2 separate regions of the Homo sapiens genome follow, and region 1 is linked to region 2. A link is a contact called in ENCODE Hi-C or POLR2A ChIA-PET data. All regions are on one chromosome and are shown on one strand. Each heading gives the region's core, a stretch centred on a gene start or an enhancer-like site at or near the end of the contact. The rest is flanking DNA. Distances are from core to core; before and after follow the strand shown.

Region 1 (3,262 bases), core at 64-2,563, 260 kb before region 2:
GGCCTTCCAAAGCGCTGGGATTACAGGGGTGAGCCACCACGCCAGGCCTAAACCTTTTTTTTTTTAGACGGAGTGTCGCTCTGTTGCCAGGCTGGAGTGCAGTGGCTAATCCCGGCTCACTGCAACCTCCGCCTCCCGGGTTCAAGCGATTCTCCTGCCTCAGCTTCCCGAGTAGCTGAGATTACAGGCACGCACCACCACACCCGGCTAATTTTTGTATTTTTAGTAGAGACGGGGTTTCACCATATTGGCCAGGATGTGGCCACGATCTCTTGACCTTGTGATCCACCCGCCTTGGCCTCCCAAAGTGCTGGGATTACAGGTGTGAGCTACCACTCCCCTCCTCAGCTTCGTTTTCTTAATGACCTTTTAATTTTAGAACAGTTTTAGATTAACAGAATTTATTTTATTTATTTATTTTTTGAGACCGAGTCTCACTCACTCTGTTGCCCAGGCTGGAGTGCAGTGGCACGATCTTGGCTCACTACAAACTCCACCTCCCGGGTTCAAGTGATTCTCGTATGCCTCAGCTTCCCGAGTATCTGTAGCGGGGATTACAAGTGTGAGCCAACGCCCCCGGCTAATTTTTGTAGTTTTAATAGAGACGGGTTTCACCATGTTGGCCAGGCTGGTCTCTACCTCCTGAGCTCAAGTGACCCGCCCGCCTCGGCCTCCCAAAATACTGGGATTACAGGTGTGAGCCACTGCGCCCGACCTAAACTTCGTTTTCTTAATAACCTTTTAATTTTAGAACAGTTTTAGATTAACATAATTATTTTGAGGGCAGTAGGGTCCTCTATACCCCACGCAAGACAGGTTTTTCAACTCTAACTTCTACTTCCACCCCACGCAGACTCTCCGCACCTCTCTCCTCTCATCTCGGGTTCTGACAAGGCCTGATCCTCACAGCCCAAATTCACGATTGTGAGGAAAGGTCAGCTCAGACCAAACGTCACCGCCCAGACAGACACAACTAGGTCAGGCGTCAAGCTCGCGGACATCCGAGCCCGGAAACCCTAACACTCCTCCAGGGGTAGGTTCTCCAAGCCTGAACATTTTTAACCTCAAAACGCCCAGGATCTCGGAGGCGTGTGGTGGATGCCACATAAATACATAACACATAACAACGACTTATTATTTAGCGCCAGGCCTGAAGGCCGTTCTCAGGCGCAGCTCGCTTGTTCTCGCTGCCAAAACACCCCGGCAGCCGTGAGCTCTCCACTCGGCGCGGTGCGGGGGCGGGGCTAGGAGGTGGAGCCGGGGCAGGGCGCGCGCGCGCGCGTGAGAACGTCCGGGGAGCGCGCGCGCCGCCGCCGTTGCCGCCGGGCTGAGAGAAGAGCTTGCGGGGTTTGCGGTTGATGGCCCCGACTGAAGGGCTGGAGGCGGTGTATGCCGCTGTTCTTGCTGTCGCTCCCGACACCTCCGTCCGCTTCTGGTCATGAGAGGTTAGGCCTGGGGGAAGCGGGCAGAGGAGGAGGCGGCGAGGGGCCGCGGCGCAGGGGGCTCTGGGGAGAATAGGCACTCGAGGCTCGGACGTGGGTGGAGAACTCTGCCCTCGGAGATTCCGGAAGAGTTGTGTTGAATTTTCTTCCCTTTTTTCTCCTCTTTCTTGTCTGTGCATGAAGGAAAGTGGGAGGGTTCTATGTTATTTATAGAAAAGACACTGAAAGCCTGCTGTCCAACGTCGCTCTTCAGTTTTGACGAAATAACACCCGTGGCGTCGGGGCCTCGGTGAAAGCCTTTAGTGAAAAGCACTGAAACCCAAACCGCCAGACACGGTGACTGCACCACTGTTCAGTCCTGGGAGTGAAATAGAATGACACAGAACATTCCCTGACGTTAACTCTAGCCTCCTCCTAGACAAACGGGAAAAGCACGGCAGTGTGGGATAGCCTCTGCGTTTTGTCAGCTGGGATTCCGACTCTGTTCTTCTGTTTCTAGGAGGTCCACACTGGATCATTTATTAGAGAGATCTTTCTCTGCTAGAGTCCTCTTTCCTCACACCCCTCCCTCCGTAATACACACACCACCGACGGTGGCATTTTATTGGGCGGACTGTGTAACTGCTTATTCAGACTAAAGAGTTACCTAGCAATTACGTGGTGACTCTCCAAAGTATCTATGCTTTAAATGTATTTAGGTAACATTCTTTTGCGCGGGGAGGTAATATTATTGGTGGCACCATTAATTATTGGAAACTTTATGAGCTTTGGGAAAGCTGCTTGAGCAGAAAATCTAATTTGTAGGTCACCTAAGTGCAGTGTTTATTATTAGTTACCTATGATGATAATAAGGCATTAAGATTTAATGTTGTTTTTTTTCCTAACATTTCCAACCATTAAAAAATACTGGCTCACTCTTCCTTATGAAACTTCTTTGATGTAGAATCTACATCAGAGATGAAACTGCACCATTTGGGAAAAGTAAATGTACCAGAGTACCCAGTGAGGACTGGTGCTCATTAACATCTGCTGGGTACCCATACTTCATGACTGTTTTGCGGATGCCTTCTGCCATTAGAGAACTGGAAGCATTTGCAGCTCAACTTTTTTTTTTTTGGTGCAAATGTTCCCTAAAAGATCATTTGTGTAGGGCAGCAGAGCCTTGGCATTAAGGGAGAAGGGAGGAGTCCAGTGATAAATAACCTGAAAATTCATCTGTTGTGATTATTTGCTACTCCTTTAGTGAATAAAGGATACCCAGTGAGGAATATACTGCTGGTATTTAACTGCCTGTTTACTTAGAATATCTTTTATTTGATTTTTTAGGAGACAGAGGCCTGAAGCAAAGACATCTGGGTCAGAGAAAAAGTATTTAAGGGCCATGCAAGCCAATCGTAGCCAACTGCACAGTCCTCCAGGAACTGGAAGCAGTGAGGATGCCTCAACCCCTCAGTGTGTCCACACAAGATTGACAGGAGAGGGTTCTTGCCCTCATTCTGGAGATGTTCATATCCAGATAAACTCCATACCTAAAGAATGTGCAGAAAATGCAAGCTCCAGAAATATAAGGTCAGGTGTCCATAGCTGTGCCCATGGATGTGTACACAGTCGCTTACGGGGTCACTCCCACAGTGAAGCAAGGCTGACTGATGATACTGCCGCAGAATCTGGAGATCATGGTAGTAGCTCCTTCTCAGAATTCCGCTATCTCTTCAAGTGGCTGCAAAAAAGTCTTCCATATATTTTGATTCTGAGCGTCAAACTTGTTATGCAGCATATAACAGGTAGGACATAATAAAACATTGACTTGTTTTCATTCC
Region 2 (3,376 bases), core at 569-3,068:
GGCAGTTATATAATCAAGAAGCAAATTTACCGAATGTTAAACTAATGATACATCTATCATAATTCCATATCTCAAATTTTGTCACCTTGTTTCAAAGCCAAGCGTGAACAAATTTTCAAACTCAAAATAAGAAAAATATGTAAACTGACAAACTGATTTAACTAGCTATAGGTAAACTGGTAAAAGGCATCATGGTTCTATGTATATTTTCTTCTGGAATGTGACTCATAGAAATTAAACTGTATTAATCAATTGTAATCAAGTAGGATATATCCCTCAAAGGAAAAAAGTAACCTTCAGTGCCTTAAGATAATGTAGGCAAAGTAGTAAAATATAAAATTTCTACTCGAGAGAGTCACTTCATACCTACACAAATCAGTCACATTTGTCTAGGTACCACCATCCCTCTTCCACAGTAAAAACATAAGCTACAATGCATACAATGATGCCTAGTAAGTAAGTTTCTTCCTTTCATCATCTATGCTAAGAATACACAACTAAAATCAGAGCTAATGACAATACAATTACTAGGTAGTAGCAACTGGAATATTAAATTCTATCATGACAACACCAGAAACACTTGTACAAGCTTCTTCAAATGATCAATGTAATCTGTCCACAAAAATCTCTGACAAGCCCCAAAGTAGAAATGAAAGACGTTAACATTAGGATAAGGAGCGATGCTGCCAAAACACATCAACAGTGGCCAGTCTACGTGTATTATTAGATTTTTACATGGAGTTGCAGGTAAATAAAAGATGATTGTGTAAAATCTTCTGGAGGTCATAAGTAATCTAGCAGTGTGACACAGGGCCACATATGGTTTCTGGAATTTTAGAGATTAAGTCGACCTTCACGTTTTACTGCAAATACCTCCACTGTAATAAGATATAGAGGTCGGGGTTCAGGGGTTTGGAAAGGCAGACAACTCTTTTTCATTAAAGCAGTGAAAAATCTGAGAAGTTCCTCTCCAAGGGCTCTGCGGAGCGAAGGCCCATTCCCTTGGCTACCCTGTACCACCAGAGCTTTAGATGGCACTTGCACGCCTGGATTTCGTTTAGGAGCGAATACATCTAGCATCATGCGCCAGAGGTTCGGGAGAGCAAAAACCAAACTGACAGATCCTGAGAAATAGCTCAGTCATCAGCAGGGAAGACCTTCTCCACTTACTCCAAGGTCCTGGACATCCCGGGACTAAGAGGTTCTCTAAAGAAGCCTAGCAAGGCTTCCAAGTACGCGGAGAGGAGAACGAACAGCCCGGTGTCTGGGTTCAATGTCCGGGTGACCAACCATGAGAAGGTGTCCCAAATAACCTGGCTACCGCCAGCGTGAGACATCCAGGGTGAGACATCCAGTCAGCAGCGTCCTAAAACACTGCTGGAAGTCGGAATCACAGTGCCCCAGATCCGCAATGCCTAAGTGGGAGAGCTCCGGAAGACGCCAAGCTCTGAGGACAGCCTCAGGCTTCGGTCCCCAATTCCCTGAGTTAGTTTACCTACCCGCTCCGACCCCGGCTGCTCCGGATCTCAGGATCCTGGAAGCTGCTCCTTACGGACTCTCACACCCGCCGCTGGGCTCCAGACAACCGGAACCCGCTCACGTCACTTCCGGTCCGGTCCCTCTGCCCCCTGAGACAGCCTCCAGAAGGGATACGTTCCTCCCTCCTTTCGGCGAGCTCGGTTGATCCTCGCGGGATTTCAGTTAGGCTCTTAGTGCGGGCCCTGTGGGTGTGGCAAGAGGAAGAATGACTGCTCGCTTTGTGATTCTTGATCCGGAACTTGTCACCCAGGAACCCCGGAAGAGGTAGCTCACGCGATAGAAACGTGTTCGCTGCCCAGAAGAAGGGAAGGCGCGAGTGAGGAAAGGAGGTACTGTAGGTAGGTTGGTTGGCTCCTTACAGGGCGAAGGAGACCAATATCATTATTCATTTTCTCGCCAGTAGGAACGTTTCTTTTCACCTCGTTGCATTACCCACCTTCTTCATTTTCTCCTTTATAAACTGTCTTCCGCCCAGGGGCCGCTGAGCCCTCTGTTCCTGTTCTGCGAACCGTCCTTTGGAGGAAAGGAACAGGCTGCTGGGGAGGGGAAGACTCAGAATTTCTAGTTCCCAGCAAAGCCTCCAGGCAGGCAGTATCGATGCGCTCTCTCCGAAATTGATAAAATAGCGAGCAGGCCTCATACCCTCAGCTGGGCACTTATGAATATCCCCAGCGTTTCGAGCTGTCGAGCTCTGCGTGGAAAGAATTGGTTTCTAAGAATATAGTCGAAAATTTGGGGCCGGGCGCGGTGGCTGACGCCTGTAATCCCAGCACTTTGGGAGGCTGATGTGGGCGGATCACCTGAGGTCAGAAGTTCGAGACCATCCTGGCCAACATGGCGAAAACCCATCTATACTAAAAATACAAAAATTAGCCGGCGTGGTGGCGCGTGCCTGTAATCCCAGCTACTCGGGAGGCTGAGGCAGGAGAATGACTTGAACTCGGGAGGCGGAGGTTGCAGTGAGCCGATATCGCTCCATTGCTCTCCAGCCTGGGCGACAGAGTGAGACTTCGTCTCAGAAAAAAAAAAAAAAGAAAGAAAAAATTTCCCCCCTTTTTCACACAAAGAGATTAACTAGAGAGGTATTAATCCTTACTGACATACCCCAGGCACCATACTAGACTCTGGGAATATGTTATACAGGGAAAGTGGGGCAGTGGCTTAAGGGTCAGAGAAGATTTGGGAAAGGTTTGTTTGTTTTTTTCGGTTGTAAACTGCAGACCCGGCGCGGTGGCTCAGCCTGTAATCCAACACTTTGGGAGGCTGAGACAGGAGGATTGCTTGAGCCCAGGAGTTTGAGAACAGCCTGGGCCACATAGGGGGCCACATAGTGAGACCCTGTCTCTTAAAAAAAGATTAACGGGTGGAGCATGGTGCAGAAGGAGGTAATGGGATCAAGAGCACTACTGAAATGGGTTTACTGAGGCAGGGGAATTAGAAGGCACCAAGAAGAAGATTTTATAGGATGTACTTATTTTGTTCTGCTGTCATTGCCCAGAATTATTTATGAGACAAAGAATGGTTATTTGTTTTACCTTAGTCTTAGGCACTAGGCTTATTGATACGCTTGTCGTAAGTGTACAGAAAAAGAGACAGACATGTTGTTTTAGAGGAGTTAGATGATAATCTGATCAGATTAATATGAGATTAGAACATCCTAAAGAACAAAAATATGTGTTAATTTTAGCATTTTTATGATTAGACACTCCATTGAGATATGGGACATAATAAATAAACTTGGTAACTTTTGGAACTTTCACTGTCCTGTTTTTGATCTTATTGGGTTTTTTTTTTTTTTTGGAGACAGGGTTTTGCATTGTTGTCCAGCCTGGGGTGC

What was found. Hi-C counts contacts between places; a loop is a spot of excess contacts on that map. ChIA-PET counts read pairs that join two places held with the same protein, here RNA polymerase II (POLR2A). Pooled maps may share reads with other maps.
Region 1: a loop to region 2 is called in a map of CD8-positive, alpha-beta T cell, with 9 times the contacts of the local background. The contact joins the promoter of RNFT1 here to the promoter of PTRH2 in region 2. A Hi-C loop is called at or near these places in 2 of 168 maps with a recorded cell type or tissue (CD8-positive, alpha-beta T cell and naive thymus-derived CD4-positive, alpha-beta T cell), 1 of 37 single-sample maps with no recorded cell type and 12 of 50 pooled maps. POLR2A ChIA-PET finds 5 or more read pairs at or near these places in 19 of 52 experiments (A549, CD4-positive, alpha-beta T cell, CD4-positive, alpha-beta memory T cell and 14 more).

What each region holds. Positions count from the first base shown.
Region 1 is chr17:59,962,791-59,966,052 of GRCh38, reverse strand. RNFT1 (ring finger protein, transmembrane 1) reads left to right here and starts at 1,313. Exons shown (of 9, transcript NM_016125.4): 1 at 1,313-1,445; 2 at 2,769-3,226. The coding sequence starts at 1,390. RNFT1-DT (RNFT1 divergent transcript) reads right to left here and starts at 957. Exons shown (of 4, transcript NR_110815.1): 1 at 865-957. It also overlaps the pseudogene TBC1D3P1-DHX40P1. RefSeq lists an enhancer at 943-1,212 and a silencer at 1,243-1,372.
Region 2 is chr17:59,705,872-59,709,247 of GRCh38, reverse strand. PTRH2 (peptidyl-tRNA hydrolase 2) reads left to right here and starts at 1,818. Exons shown (of 2, transcript NM_016077.5): 1 at 1,818-1,877. VMP1 (vacuole membrane protein 1) reads right to left here and starts at 1,594. Exons shown (of 12, transcript NM_030938.5): 1 at 1,500-1,594. RefSeq lists enhancers at 1,489-1,548, 1,349-2,004.